Regions from separate parts of the Homo sapiens genome. Here region 2 is linked to region 1. Evidence: read pairs that join two places in POLR2A ChIA-PET (ENCODE). Cell type or tissue: PC-3. All regions are shown on one strand.

Region 1 (8,000 bases):
ACTTGGGAAGCAGAGGCAGGAGAATCGCTTAAAACTGGGAGGCAGAGGTTGCAGTGAGCCGACATTGCTCCACTGCACTCTAGCCTGGGTGACAGAGCAAGACTCTGTCTAAAAAAAAATAAAAAATAAAAATAAAATAAAAAATAATAAAAAAAAGAAATGGAGGTAAAAAGTCAGAGCTTTCTTTTGCTCTCAAAGATTATATTCTAGATCAGCACTGTTCAACAGAACTTTCTGTGAGACAAAAGTGTTTTATATCTGTGCTATTGAGAAAAACTGAGGAATGGAATTTGCAATTGTATTTAATTTTTGTTTTAATTAATTTAAACTTAAGTAACAGCATGTCATTACTGTCCTGGACATCACAGTTCTAGAAGGTTTAAGGAGGTGAGAAGACAGAAAATAAATTAAATTTTTAGTTTTAATTTTATGGATATATAATATTTTACATATTTTTGGGGTACATGTGAGGATTTTCTTCATGCATAGACTGTGTAATGATCAAGTCAGGCTATTTGGAGTATCTATCACCTCGAGTATCTATCATTTCTATGGGCTGATAACATTTTAAGTCCTCTCTTCTAGTTTGAAATATACAAATATTGTTGCTAACTATGGTCACTATTCTTCTATGAAGCATTAGAACTTATTTCTTCTCTAACTGTAAGTTTGTATGCTGAATCTTGAGTGAAAATAAGGAGTCAGACATGCCAAGAGCAAAGGAAGAACACTGTAGGCCTAGAGAAGTATGTCAAAAGCCCTAAGAAGAGAAAGACTTTGGTGTGTTCACGTTTCAGAGAGTGGATCAGTGTTGGTTAGATTGCAGTGAGCAGGGAGGTAATGGGCATACAATGCTGCTGGAAGGTAGGAGAGGCCAGATAATGTGGAGTTGTTTAGCTTGTAGCAAAGGGTATGGATTTAATTCTAATTGAAATCTCAATCTATAGATAACCTTTTAAGAATTGCATTGTCCTATAAAATATTGGTATCCAAAGTTGAATTACTTAATGATGAAGTGGGTGATAATATGGAGCTTTACTCTTTTTAAAAGCTTTATCTACAGTTTAGTTCAGAACATGCCTATATTAAAGAACTACTGATGGTTATGAAATTGTCTTGAAGATTCAAAGATAAGTATTTTCGAGATATGGGCATTGAAGATGGCAAACAACCTACTGACATAGGATATCCAAAGAGGGAGTGAGCGAATCAAGACATTTCATTTTAAGTCTTCTGGTGAAAATAATTTTTACTATCTCTCAGGACTGATTTGCTTTGGAATACAGATGGGAAAACTCTTTTCTAGATGTGGCATGGTTTGTCATCCTCTGAAAATATGACTCTTTATACAATTGGTCTATAGCCAGTTTTTAGTGGAAAAGTCGTGACATCAGAATGCTCATGAGCCATAGCAGAGAGTCCCAGACTTCCTTATTAATTCTGAAAATGGTTCTTTAAGTGAGACTGGGTTTAAAATATGTTAGTGTCTTTGAATTTACCAGAAGATCTGAGCTACTGGTGCAAATCAATTCAACATAGTACCTCTCAGGGGTCACAAATCACTTGGGCCAGCTCGTGAAAAGGAGGGTCATGGTAACCTAGTCTCCAGAGAAACTACATTACCTACCATTTTTCTTGCCAGAAAAAGCATAATTTATACTTTTAACATTATTAGTTGAAAAATAATGCAAACAAATTATGTAGCATAAAATTGTGGGAAAAAAATTGATAGTTACCAGAATAAGCAAATTGCTAAATTATGTAGACGATCTAGATTACAAAGCCCTACAACCTGCTTTACTGTAGAATTTGAAGTCATCAGCTTATAATATTGAACATCTACTTCAAACACAGAGTTTTAAGACTTACAAATTTCTATTTTTAAACGATGTAAACTTTTCAATATTCGTAGGGTAGTAATTATTGTTTTGTGTTACTATTTTAAAAATACAAGCAACAAAAATGCAAGACTAAACTGTCAAAAAATACCAAAGTTTCAAGTTCGTATTTAGCAAAAGTCTTTTCTTATAATAGAGGGTCATTTTGTACATGAAGTGCAAGGGAGAATGAAAAGACACAGAAAGAGAGAAAGGCAGAGAGAGAGAGAGAGAGAAATCCTTTTTCATCCTTACCAAATTAGCTTGTGTTTATAAAGATGTCAAACCTTCATTTTACCCAATAAAACATTTTTGGTGTGGAAATGATGTTCCCCTCGTGAATTTGCATAAAAGTAAAATGATTTTTAAAATCCAGCTTTGTAAACCAATGTGGAACTATGATTGTTTTAAACCTTTAAACCAAAAGCAAGGCATGGTTTTTGTCTTAAATTTAGAATAAATTGAAAGCATACATTGATGTTCTTTGTTTCAAATACATTTTGGAACCCAGCAGACCACATTCAACCTAGTTAAATTATCTGAATGGATTTGGGGAAAAGAGAAAGGAGCCTGTTCATTTTAATATACCTTCAGAAATATTTTACTTCTTGATGATGACAGCAGCTCTTGCTGACAACTATTAATACATTATAAACACCCCATCAGAGTTATATAAAAACATGTCAGTTTTAAAGAGAACATCTTTGACAGCAAATTTTCTGATTGTGAAACAGCTGTGCCTTCAGTACAATGCATTAAGTAGTTTATTCCTTTTAGATAGTTAAATTGTGCATGAAATGTTGCTGGCGCAAGGGCTCCAAATCTGGCCTGATTAGCGAACATCTGTTACATTGGAAAAATTCATGTCTACCCTAATTAGCTGTCAGGCTGATGTACATCAGGCCTGATGGTGAGGGATCCTGCGCTGTTTAAGTCAAACAGGTTCCTCTCCTCTCCTGTCACCTGCCCTTTCAAATCTCTTCCTTTCATGGGCTGCTGTAATTAGAGATAGTTGGACACACAATGGAGCAGGCTACGGTCAGTTACAGTCCCATCTGTGCAATATTTTTATTCCCACCAAACTTGGGAACCGATATATGAAGTAGTTCAACAGCAGCAAGGCTGTTAGATCTGTTAGGTCTATGACATTTGTTAATCTTGGCTCAAGATCGTTCTCTGAAAGTCTTAGGATCCTGGAGTCATCATCTTGTGGTGACTGAAGGGTAATCTACAGCTTCTGAGGAATTGATCTTTGTTTCATTTGTTTTAAATAGGGATAGCGCTCAGGTGATTTTGAAATGTCGCAGTGTGCTGTAGAATGGCATGTTACTGTAAGATCAGGTATTCAAAAGAAAAAGAAGCTCAGTGTTCTGCAGTGTCCAGACAACTGACTATAGACAGCTACAGGAGGCAACTGACACCAAAAGATCTGATTTTATTGGGTTTATTAGTCCAGTGTACACAAGGTTTTCCAATGTAAATAAAAACTTTCATTGACCTGTGGATGGGTACATATCATAACTTCCTGTTTGAACTGTTTACCTTTTTAGCAAACTGGAATGTGCGGTTTGATGCTTGAGCTGGTTAAATCTTCATTTGTTCAGTAACAGCCTTTCCTGAAAGAGCTAGAGGGCCTGGGGCCAAATTCAGACTCAACCTGAAAGATTAAGAATATATAAAATTACAACATTAGGTTTTATTAGAGTGTGATTTGACCAAGGAAGAATGAAAAACCAGCCTTTTTCTAACTTTGTATCATCCTTTCAAGATAATTCAAGTACAGGATTGTTATTCCCAAGCATACATGAGGTATAATTACAATGTACGCAAAATTTAGTAATTGAGGACATGCTTTATGAAATGCTTGATGCATGAAGTTATAAACAGGGAAACTCATTTACCCAGAGCATGCAGGATTTTTAGGTGAACTCAAGCACGATCTCGTTTAGAATTCTGAATGCTCTTGTTACAGCACTCCAACCAAACTGGACTTGAGCTGTCTAACCTAGGCGAGGTTCTTTCCTCCCTCCTTCTGTTTCTTCCTTCCTTCTTATGCTTTTCCTTTCACCTCGAAGTACTTCCCCTGTCTATCCAAAGCTTACCGAATTAAACATTTAAGTATGATCTCAAACATCAAATATTCCATACCACTATCAACTTGGTTTAAAGGAAAGGGCAAAGTTTATCAAAACCATTGCGTTCTGTACTATGGTTTCACATGCATTATCTACCTCTTCTACCAACCATGGTGTTTTCATTTCTTTTATGGCACTTGTCTTTTATAAACTTTTATTTAAATATTTGTTTGCTATAGGGTACCCCTTATCTTTTATACTAGACTGTAAGCTCTTTGAAGAGAGCGACAATGATTATATATATATATATATATATATATATCCCCCATAAAGCATAGTCCATAATAGGTGCTCAAAAAGGTTTGTTGAGTAAATAGAATTCGACTCAGATCAGAGCTATTGAAACATAGTGATACGCCTCCAGGGGAATGTGACCATTTTGACTAAGCTCTAGTGAATTACAGGGCCCCATGGCCATCTCCAGCTGCCCGGAGACAGCCACCACAGGCTAGTTAGGGGCCACTAGAGGCTGGTTTAGAGATGTAAGGTATCTTGCAGGTATGAGGTGTTCTTGGGAATGTTCACCAGCATTCCACTAAAGTAAAGAATGGCCTAACTCCTCTCCACAGAGCCAGCAAGCGTTCCTGAAGCATTCAGAATTGTCTAATTTCACCAAATGAATGATCCCTGAGGGATACCATGGATCCTGCTGGTCTAGGATTGGCTCCAGCTTTTTCTGGATCTGCATTTGCTGTGCAACCCTGCTCGGGGGCTGAGAGATGCTCTGGAGCTGTCTAGGCTGTGAGTCTGACTTCCTCCCCACTTCCCTCTCTGCTTTTCTACGACATCCTCTATGGTCTTCTACACTGGTTTCTAGGTTTATCAAGAATGAAGAATGTAGAAAATTCTTCCTTCTTAATTTTCTGCTTAATTTTGTGGAATTGCTTACAGAAACTAAGCAATTTACATTGTTTTAAACACATGCAAAACCTTCAAATTTTGTTCATTCTAGCTTGAAAAGTACTTTGTAATAATTGACCAAGAGACGATGAATTGCAATGTGATTTCATCCTGGCTTGAAAAATACCTTTTGAGGGATTTTTTTCTTTTTGATGATAATATTAAAAGTTTCCTGAATTTTATGGCACATTTTCAAATGTTTTAATACAGATCTCCTCATTTGAATAGAGTAGCTATTTTTCATTTTTATCCATAGAAAACAACACAAACATAGATCATCTTGGATGCTTACCAGGTTAGATTTTCTGATCATCATCATCATTCACAATAAAAACAACTACAGTCATAATAACCAATGATTTTTATTTAAACATCTAGTATATGCTACTTCTAATGCAATATTTTTACTGCTCATAAACATTTCTGTAAGATTTTATTATCTCCATTTTACAGATGACAAAATTTGGACTCAGATTACGTGATTTGCCTTTGGCTACACAGCTAATAAGTATGAGAGCCAAAATTCAACCCATATTTTACCCCAAAGTGGTTGCACAACTGCCATTCGAGAAACTTTTTTTATATTTTTAAGTGCTTATGATTTTTAAATAAATATCATTATTTCATTGTCTTCTTAAAATACTTTGAGGGCTAAAAAACTTCTATTTGGCTAAGTGGCATTGCTCCCGAAGGGGTGCTATGATTTTTATGCATTTTGCCTGCTTGATGGTAGCAAGTGCAGTTGAGTAGTTTTACAAGAATTTACATCATCTTTTACTCATGTTATTATATTTGATGGGGCAAGTCTAATTAATGTAAATACGTAGTTCAACCCAAACTAGTAAAGACTCTGAATCCTCCTCTCTGGGAAACTTTATCTTTAAAATCCAAGTCTCTGAGGTGTGAATTCCATTAAATTCTAATTTATCTGTGAGGAATTAGGACTACAATAGTGACTTTGAAATACTTTTGATGATTCTAACACTATATGCTTTATGGTTAATACAGTTGCTGTGTGTGATTTTGACTAACTTAATAAATAAATTTGAAAGGCTTTTTCTGCAGTTAATAAAGAGTGATACAACAAAAATATTTACTATGCACTATGCCAGCAACTAAATTAACCAGTAATAATTGTTTTCGGTGGTACCAATCAAAGGCTGAGAAAAGAAAATCCCTCAGGTCATTATATTTATCAAAATTAACTATGGTTTCTGCCCATCCTCTTGTGTATCACTCCTTTAAACATCCTGAGTCACACACACACATACTTAAACACACACACATGCACACACGGGGGTGTGGGGAGCTAATTCTCAATGTTTGTTTCTCTGGAAGCGATCTTGCAAACTTTTGAGTGTTTTGTACTGGTGAGATAGCAAATCTCTTATTGCTATTCCTAGCCTATAATTTACTCTCAAGACCGCTGATGCCATCCTTCCATGGAAGCATCCCTGTCATATTGTGGATGGCAACAAAAGGTCACTCCCTTCATGTAGCGACTTGTTCTTGGAGTCTGTCAGAGAACAGTTAGAAAATGCATGCATTTCTTCAGAAAATGGTTGCACACAGGCCACCTAAATCCAGAGAGAGAATTATTACATCCTTCTGTAAGCTTCACATTACAGAAAATGTAAACCCTTCTAAAAGGACTATGCCGCTCCCACAGAGGCTAACCCCTCTACTTTCAGCCAAGTAATGGACTTGTTTCTGAAGAGCCAACATGGCCAACATTGGGCCATAGTCCCCTGGACAATGCCCTCATTGCTTAGGGATAACCCTCATTGAGTGATTTAGATAATACTCTCTGAGACGCCAGCGGTAGGGAAATGCTTGCTGATGTTCTTCAAGATGATCATGAGAAGAGGCAGCCGATAAAACTCTTTCCCGGAGTTGATACTGTTGTTTGGTACAAAGTAGCAGTGAGAAAAGTATGTGAGGGAAGTACCCCTTGACAGAATGAAGCACCATATTAGCAATGATTTGAGAGGGCATCTCAAGAAGAATCCCAGAGTCATGTGTCACCACAATACTTTGGGTCCCATTGTTACAGACAAATCTGAATGCTACACGTCAACTCTGAATTCCCTTTTGAGAAATTATTTTCTGTAGACCAGAAGGAATCAAAGATGAGCCCTGGGATACAGTAAAAGCTGTTACAAAACGGAGTTGCTATTTTCACAAGAGGCCTTTTCACTAATAAAAATCTTCATAATAAAACTGTTTCCTCTTTACTATGAGTATCTCCCATACATGCATGTCTGATGCTCTTTCTTTGCTGGTATGGAAATCATGGTCTCTGAACTCAAGCAAGACAAGGACATTCACAAGGATAAATATCCAACCTTGTTCTTAAGCCAAAATGATGTCAATTCCCTCAAAACAGGAAGACCGGCCCTCACAGATACAGGCCTAAAATAACTCTCTCAGTCAGCCAATATAGAGATGAAAATTAAACTTAGATTTTCTGACACTCTATTCTTGTTCTCTCACCACGAGATCCTCCCAGTTCACTGAGAAATCATTAGGTTTACACTATAAGCCAATTCTCCTCAAGGCCTGACAAATTTATAGCTTCTTCAAACATGGGAACCAAAGCAGAAGTTATCAATTATTTTCAGGGTGTCTAACTTTTAGCTGGGAATACATTGATATAGACATGTGATGGCATCTGTAATTCCAACCAGTCCTCAGGAGAATATCCACAGATGCCTTTTTGGAGCCTTCTCTAAGATAATGAAATAGGCTCTGGTCAGAGACACTGTACCTCACACTGTATAACAGCTTTCGACATAAATCTGGAGCATGATTTGCATTTGAAAGCACCAGATCAATATTTGAGGAGGGATTATTTTTTATCAACTTGGCTCTAATTCTCTGAAATATACAGTTATTTTTTAAATGTCAAGACCAACTACACCCACACTGGCATGAAATAGCTTTGTCAAAAAAGTTGAAAAAAATTAAACGTAAATTTTGTGTTGACATAATCCAGGTTAAGTCTAAAAAAGAAAAATACTTACTTTTGTAAAATGAGAGGCTATTTTATCACTCAGAGAATGTCACATCAATTGTAAAGCCATCAGGC
Region 2 (8,000 bases), 75 kb after region 1:
TATATAATAGCAATATGTTAAATCTTCTGTAATCTATATGTGTATTAAGCTGTTTAAGGACTCTGTACATTGAATATGCTCAGAATAGTATTTTTCTAAAGCACTTCAGAAGCCTGCCTAGTTATAACATGTGACAGAGAGTATTTTCTTTGAGAGAAAAATAAGTTATTTTCTCAAGTTAAGGATGACAGAATAAGTTGAGTGAGGGTGAGAGTTACTTCTGTGCTATGACTACTTTTGAATGAAAATAAGTTGTCTACTTTACCCTCTGATATATATATATATATATATATATATATATATATATATATATATATATTCCTGGCAGCTCAGCTCACTGATAAACTAGGCTGGTCTGAAAGGGCTCCAGGGGAGGGCAAAAAGGTTGGCTATTTCACTGAGCATGCTTTGAATCTGCTGCTTGATGTGCTTTTTATAAATAGGCTCTTGATTTCTCAAAATGTAGCCATTGTGTCAACATTTTCTGAAAAACCAGCCATTGAATCCTTGATGTTTCACCTTGGTGGGGTTGTATATGTTTACAGCACAGACAAGTACAAGTTAAAGTATTTTAGAAAAAGAATTGAAATTCTCTTGCCATTCTTTTTCACCACTTGGCTTTCCTTGCATGATATTCTGATAAGAGGGAAGCCAGCTAGCCATCCTTCAAAGGATGAAGTGGGGGATGTATGTATGAAGGGGTGTGTCTGGGGGGCGGCGCTTCTCCCCTTCTGTGCTAACCACTGCAAAGAGGATGTTAGAATGATGCATCAACATTTTCTTTACCCAACTATCATATAAAATCACATTTGTGAAAAAGTAGCTTAGTGAATAGTAATCCACACGTGATGAAGAGGATGACATGTGAAAAGCACTGAGTTCGAAAACAGTTAGGAAATAGGAAAAACAGACAGAAAATAGGAAAAGATACCCACATCCTAGGTTATTAGGCTTCTCCCTGCAGCCATACGTGAACTCATGTGGGGAAATGTAGTGGTCTCTTTTAATGAACAAGGATGGTCATCAATTCTCTCTTGAAGGTCCAATGTTGGAACAAGAAGTAATAGAATTGCAACAACTTAGAGACTTATCGAGCAATTCATTCCTCAAATATTTCCTACAATGTTATGGGCATTATTTGAGGCACTGGGATAAAATAAGTCTCTTTCTTCACAAAATTACATTCAAAAGGGGACATGAAAGTAGAAACAGATATTCCTAACTATGTGTCAGGTAGCAATGAATGTTATTGAGAAAAGTCGTAACAAAGGCTAAGTAGGTTGATAGTACTGGGGCTGCTATTTGATAGTGGTGCATGAGAGTCTCTCTAAAGAAAAGACACTTGAGTAGAGACTGAAAGAAGCGGGGAAGTAAACCACGTGAATATCTGAAGAGAGAACATTCCAGGACAAGTGGAGAAGCACAAGGACAAGTGGAGAAGTGCAAGAACGAATGTCCAGAGGAGTATGCTTGAAGAACTCCAGAAGTAGTAGGGTGGGCATAAGACTTTCCAAGTGATGCTAAACAGAGCTGTCTCCAGCATAATTCAGTGCATGCTGGGGTGGCATTATCTTCCTACTTTTAAACCCACGCAATGTAAGTGGCCCAGTCTTTGGTGGAAAGCATGCTCATACAAATGTATTTTAGACCAACAAGATCCAGTGTCTGTAATCAAATCACATATGCTGGAGGAATATGATGAAGCCTTGTAATCTTTTAATATTGAACATACAACTTGTAATCTTTTAATATTGAATATACACCTTTCGCTGATGATTTTCTACATGAGTTTGTGTTTATCATCTATTTCAATTGGTTTTTATTCATTTAATAGATAAAATGTGTTTGTTCTAGAATATCTTCATATATTTTTGAAGAAAGAAGAGGCTGACCAATTAAGAGGAGTGAAATTTGGAGGAAATTACTAACCTGATAATTAGAACACTGATAAAAGAAAAATGGGAGTCTCTAAGAACAAATGAGTAAACAATGTAATTGAAAATGATTTTAAGCAGTGAGTATATTCTGGGGAAGATTAGCTTGACAAATTCATCTAATTCAAATCATAAGAAAAATACAAAAAGAGACCTTACTACGTAATGCAGGATTTGCAAACCCACAGCCTAGGGCAGTAGGGCAGCAACAGTGATGGAAAAATCCACAGCTTGTCTTAAAGCTGCAACCTCTCATAATTCAGTGAGGGCCAGAGGACCCAGTGATCCAGGGCCTTCAGATTTTTCAAGAGGAGCCAGAATTATGTGAACTCATTCTATTTTTGACTGTTGGCAATTAATTTAGAAACACACATATAGGCCAGGCACAGGGGCTCACGCCTATAATCCCAGCACTTTGGGAGGCTGAGGTAGGTGTCTCACTTGAGATTAGGAGTTCGAAACCAGTGTGGCCAACCTGGTGAAACCCTGCCTCTACTAAAAATACAAGAAAAAATTAGCGGGCATGGTGGCTGGCACCTGTAATCCCAGCTCCTCTGAAGACTGAGGCAGGAGAATCACTTGAATCCATGAAGTGGAGGTTGCAGTGAGCCCAGATTGCACCACTGCACTCCAGCCTTGGTGACAGAGTGAGACCCTGTCTCAAAAACAAACAAAAAACATGTAAAGCATACCTATGGGCTGAATTCTGCCTGCTGCCATACAGTTTGCAACTTCTGATTTAAAGAAGACTTAAAGATTAAATTCTTTTCAATAAAATTCTATAATGAAAATGAAAGTCCTCATTTTTTCATTTTTTAACATTATTTTTATAGACAAATATTTTTATATGGAATATTATTGTACTAGTTAATTGTAATATAGTGTTTCCATGTTTCACGATGTGCTATTTGCCTGTTTAAACACTTTTGTGATTAAAAGCACAAATTTGGGTGCACCCATTTTGGTGCACAATTTTGGCGCATCCATCACCCAAGAAGTATACACTGCACCCTATTTGTGGTCTTTTATCCCTTGCCTCCCTCACACCCTCCCCTAATGTCCCCAAAGTCCGTTGTATCATTCTTATGCCTTTGCGTCCTCATAACTTAGCTCCCACATATCAGTGAGAACATACGATGTTTGGTTTTCCATTCCTGAGTTACTACACTTAGAGTAATAGTCTCCAATCTCACCCAGGTAGCTGTGAATGTTGTTAACTCATTTCTTTTTATGGTTGAGTAGTATTCCATGTATATATATATATACACACCACAGTTTCTTCACTCATTAGTTGATTGATGGGGATTTGGGTTGGTTCCATGATTTTTTTTTTTTTTTTTGAGATGGACTCTTGCTCTGTCACCTAGGCTGGAGTAAAGTGGCACGATCTCAGCTCACTGCAGCCTCCATCTCCTGGGTTCAAGGGATTCTACAACCTCAGCCTCCTGAGTAGCTGGGATTACAGGCACCCACCATCATGCCCAGCTAATTTTTGTAGAGACGGGATTTCACCATGTTGGCCAGGCTGGTCTCCAACTCCTGACCTCAGGTGATTCGCATGCCTCGGCCTCTCAAAGTGCTGAGATTACAGATGTGGGCCACTGCACCTGGCTGGTTCCACAATTTTGCAATTGCGAATCGTGCTGCTATAGACATGTGTGTGCAAGTGTCTTTTTTGTATAATGACTTCTTTTCCTCTGGGTAGATACCCAGTAGTGGGATTGCTGGATCAAATGGTGGGTCTACTTTTAGCTCTTTAAGAAATCTCCACACTGTTTTCCATAGTGGCTGTACTAGTTTACATTGCCGCCAGCAGTGTAAAAGTGTTCCCTGATCACCACATCCATGCAAACATCCACTGTTTTTTGCTTCTTTGCTTATGGCCATTCTTACAGGAGTAAGGTTAGGTATCGCATTGTGGTTGTGATTTGCACTTCTGTGATCATTAGTGATGTTGAGCATTTTTTCATGTTTGTTGTCCATTTGTCTATCTTCTTTTGAGAATTATCTATTCATCTCCTTAACCCACTTTTTGATGGGATTGTTTGCATTTTTCTTGCTGATTTGTTTGAGCTCATTGTTGATTCTGGATATTAGTCTTTTGTCAGATGTATAGATTTTGAAGACTTTTTCCTACTCTGTGGGTTGTCTGTTTACTCTGCTGACTGTTCATTTTGCTGTGCAAAAAGCTCTTTAGTTTAATTAAGTCCCAGCTACTTATCCTTGTTTTTATTGCATTTGCTTTTGGGTTCTTGGTCATGAAATCGTTGCCTAAGCCAACGTCTAGGAGGGTTTTTCCAATGTTATCTTCTAGAACGTTTATACCTTCAGGTCTTAGATTTAAGTCCTTAATCCATCTTGAGTTGATTTTTGTATAAGGTGAGAGATGAGGATCCAGTTTCATTCCCCTACAGGTGGCTAGTCAGTTATCGCAACACTATTTGTTGAAAAGGGTGTCTTTTCCCCACTTTATGTTTCTGTTGCTTTGTCGAAGATCAGCTGGCTGTAAGTATGTGAGTTTATTTCTGTGTTCTCTATTCTGTTCCATTGGTCTATGTGCCTATTTTTATACCAGTACCATGCTGTTTTCGTGACTATGGACTTAGAGTATAGCTTGAAATCAGGTAGTGCGATGCCTCCAGATTTGTTCTTTTTGCTTAGTCTTGCTTTGCAGGCTCTTTTTTGGTTCCATATGAATTTTAGAATTTTTTTTTTCTAATTCTGTGAAGAATAATGGTGGTATTTTGATGGTGATTTAGTTGAATTTGTAGATTGCTTTTGGCAGTGTGGTCATTTTCACAATATTGATTCTACCTATCCATGAGCATGGGATATGTTTCCATTTGTTTGTGTCATGTATGATTTCTTTCAGCAGTGTTTTGTAGTTTTCCTTGTAGAAGTCTTTCTCCTCTTTGGTAAGGTATATTCGTAAGTGTTTTTTTTGTTTTTGTTTTTTTTGGCAGCTATTGTAAAAGGGGTTGAGTTCTTGATTTGATTCTCTGCTTGGTCGCTGTTGGCGCATAGGAGAGCTACTGATTTGTGTACATTAATCTTCTATTTGGAAACTTTGCTGAATTCTTTGTTCAGTTCTCAGAGCTTTCTGGAGAAGTCTTTGGGGTTTTTGAGGTAAAGGATCATATCATCAGCAGTGACAGTTTGACTTCTTCTTTACCAATTTGGATGCCCTTTATTTCTTTCTCTTGTCTGATTGCTCTGGCTAGGACTTCCAGTACTATGTTGAAGAGGAGTGGTGAGAGTGGGCATCCTTGTCTTTTTCCATTCTCAGAGGGAATGCTTTCAACTTTTCCCCATTCAGTATTATGTTGGCTGTGCTTTTGTCATAGATGGCTTTTATTATGTTGAAGTATGTCCCTTGTCCACCGATTTTACTGAGAGTTTTAATCATAAAGCAATGCTGGATTTTATCAAATGCTTTTTCTGCATCTATTGAGATGATCAAGTGATTTTTTGTTTTTAATTCTGTTTACGTGGTACATCACATTTATTGACATGTGTGTATTAAACCATTCCTGCATCCCTGGTATGAAACCCACTTGATCATGGTGGATTATCTTTTTGATATGTTGTTGGATTTGGTTAGCTAGCATTTTGTTAAGGATTTTAGCATCTATGTTCATCAGGGATATGAGTCTATAGTTTTCTTTTTTGGTTATGTCCTTTCCTGGTTTTGGTATTATGGTGATGCTGGCTTCATAGAATGAATTAGGGAGGGTTCCGTCTTTCTCTATCTTGTGGAGTAGTGTCAATAGGATTGGTACCAATTCTTCTTTGAATGACTGGTAGAATTCTGCTGTGAATCCAGCTGGTCCTGGACTTTTTTTTGTTGGTAATTTTAAAATTACCATTTCAATCTTGCTGTTATCTAATTCTTCTGGGTATCTAATTCTTCCTGATTTAAGCTAGGAGGGTTGTATTTTTCAGGTATTTATTCATCTTTTCTTGGTTTTCAAGTTTATGTGCACAAAGGTATTCATAGTAGCCTTGAATGATCTTTTGTATTTCTGTGGTGTCAGTTGTAACATCTCCCATTTTGTTTCTTACTGAATTTAATAGGATTTTCTCTCTTCTTTTCTAGATGAATCTTGCTAATGGTCTATCAATTTTATTTTTTTCAAAGAACCAGCTTTTTGTTTCATTTATCTCTTTTTTTTGTTGTTGTCATTGTTTCAATTTCATTTAGTTCTGCTCTGATCTTGGTTATTTTCTTTCTTCTGCTGGGTTTGGGTTTGGTTGATTCTTGCTTCTCTAGTTCCTTGAGGTGTTACCTTAGAATGTGTTTGTGCTCTTTCAGTCTTTTTGATGTAGGAATTTAGGGCTATGAACTTTCCTCTTAGCACCGCCTTAGCTGTATCCCAGAGGATTTGATTGATTGTGTCATTATTATCATTTAGTTGGAAGAATTTTTTAATTTCCATTTTTTATTTCATTTTTGACCCAATGATCATTTAGGAGCAGGTTATCTAATTTCCACGTATTTGCTTGGTTTTGAAGGTTCCTTTTGGAGTTGATTTCCAGTTTTATTCCACTGAAGGAGTCCTTGATATAATTTCAGTTTTCTTAAATGTATTGAGATTTGTTTTGTGGCCTATCATATGGTCTATCTTGGAGAAAGTTCCATGCACTGTTGAATAGAATGTGTATTCTCTGGTTGCTGGATGGAATGTTCTGTATACATCTGTTAAGTCCATTTGTTCCAAGGTGTAGTTTAAACCCATTGTTTCTTTGTTGACTTTCTGTCTTGATGACCTGTCTACTGTTGTCAGTGGAGCATTGAAGTCCCCCACTACTATTGTGTTGCTGTCTGTCTCATTTCTTAGGTCTATTAGTAATTGTTTTATAAATTTGGAAGCTCCAGTGTTAAGTGCATATATGTTTAGGACTGTGATATTTTCCTGTTGCACAAGACCTTTTACCCTTATGTAATGTCCCTCTTTGTCTTTTTTAACTGCTGTTGCTTTACAGTTTGTTTTGTCTGATATAAGAATAGCTACTCCTGCTTGTTTTTGGTGTCCATTTGCATGAAATGCCTTTTTCCACCCCTTTACTTAAGTTTATGTGAGTCCCTATGTGTTAGGTGAGTCTCTTGAAGGCAGCAGTTAGTTGCTTGGTGAATTCTTATCCATTCTGCAGTTCTGTATCTTTTAAGTGGAGCATTTAGGCCATTTACATTCAATGTTAGTATTCAGAGGTGAGGTACCATTCCATTCCATTCATCACGTTATTTGTTTTTTGTTTTTGCTTTTTAAATTGTATTTTTATTTTATAGGTCCTGTGAGATTTATGCTTTAAAGGAGTTCTGTTTTGATGTGTTTCCAGGATTTGTTTCAAGATTTAGAGCTCCTTTTAGCAGTTCTTGTAGTGGTGGCTTAGTGGTGGCGAATTCTCTCAGCATTTGTTTGTCTGAATTTTTCCTTTATATATGATGTATCTTTCCTTCATATATGATGTTTAGTTTTGTCGAATACACAATTCTTAGCTGATAATTGTTTTTTTTGATGAGGCTGAAGACAGGGTCCCAATCCCTTCTAGCTTGTAGGGTTTCTGCTGAGAAATTTGCTGTTAATCGGATAGGTTTCCCTTTATAGGTTACCTGGTGCTTTTGTCTCACAGCTCATAAGATTCTTTCCTTCATCTTAACTTTAGATAACCTGGTGACAATGTGCCTAGGCAGTTATCTTTTTGCAATGAATTTCCCAGGTGTTGTTTGTGTTTCTTGTATTTGGAAGTCTAGGTCTCCAGCAAGGCTGGAGAAGTTTTCCTCAATTATTCCCCCAAATATGTTTTCCAAATGTTTAAATTTGTCTTCTTCCTCAGAACACTGATTATTCTTAGGTTTGGTCATTTAACATAATCCCAGAGTTCTTGGAGGCTTTGTTCATATTTTCTTTTTTTTTTTTTTTTTTTTTTTTTTGGTCTTTGTTGTATTGGGTTAATTTGTAGACCTTGTCTTTGGTGATTGACTGATTGATCGAGGCAAATAAAATTTCTGAAGCAATGCCTTATTATCTCTACAATATTTAGGATTAAAAGAGTGTAGCTTTATGT

The links. ChIA-PET counts read pairs that join two places held together with the same protein. Peaks named below come from ENCODE experiments on the same cell type or tissue, not always from the same donor. Only the 100,000 strongest peaks of a DNase experiment are listed, where the experiment ranks them.
Region 2: POLR2A ChIA-PET joins it to region 1 with 14 read pairs; 2 of 35 experiments call an interaction of 5 or more read pairs at or near these places.

The regions. Positions count from the first base shown.
Region 1 is chr7:20,956,099-20,964,098 of GRCh38, forward strand. The region is part of intron 2 of LINC01162 (long intergenic non-protein coding RNA 1162); the gene reads left to right. Among named protein-coding and RNA genes, the nearest start is that of LINC01162, 120 kb to the left of the region's middle. RefSeq lists enhancers at 1,951-3,385, 7,563-8,000. In PC-3, no CTCF peak of the experiment used is centred here; a DNase peak (open chromatin) is centred at 3,373; H3K4me3 peaks cover 444 bases; H3K27ac peaks cover 828 bases; H3K27me3 peaks cover 2,998 bases.
Region 2 is chr7:21,031,568-21,039,567 of GRCh38, forward strand. No RefSeq gene overlaps it. Among named protein-coding and RNA genes, the nearest start is that of LINC01162, 200 kb to the left of the region's middle. In PC-3, no CTCF peak of the experiment used is centred here; no DNase peak of the experiment used is centred here; H3K27me3 peaks cover 509 bases.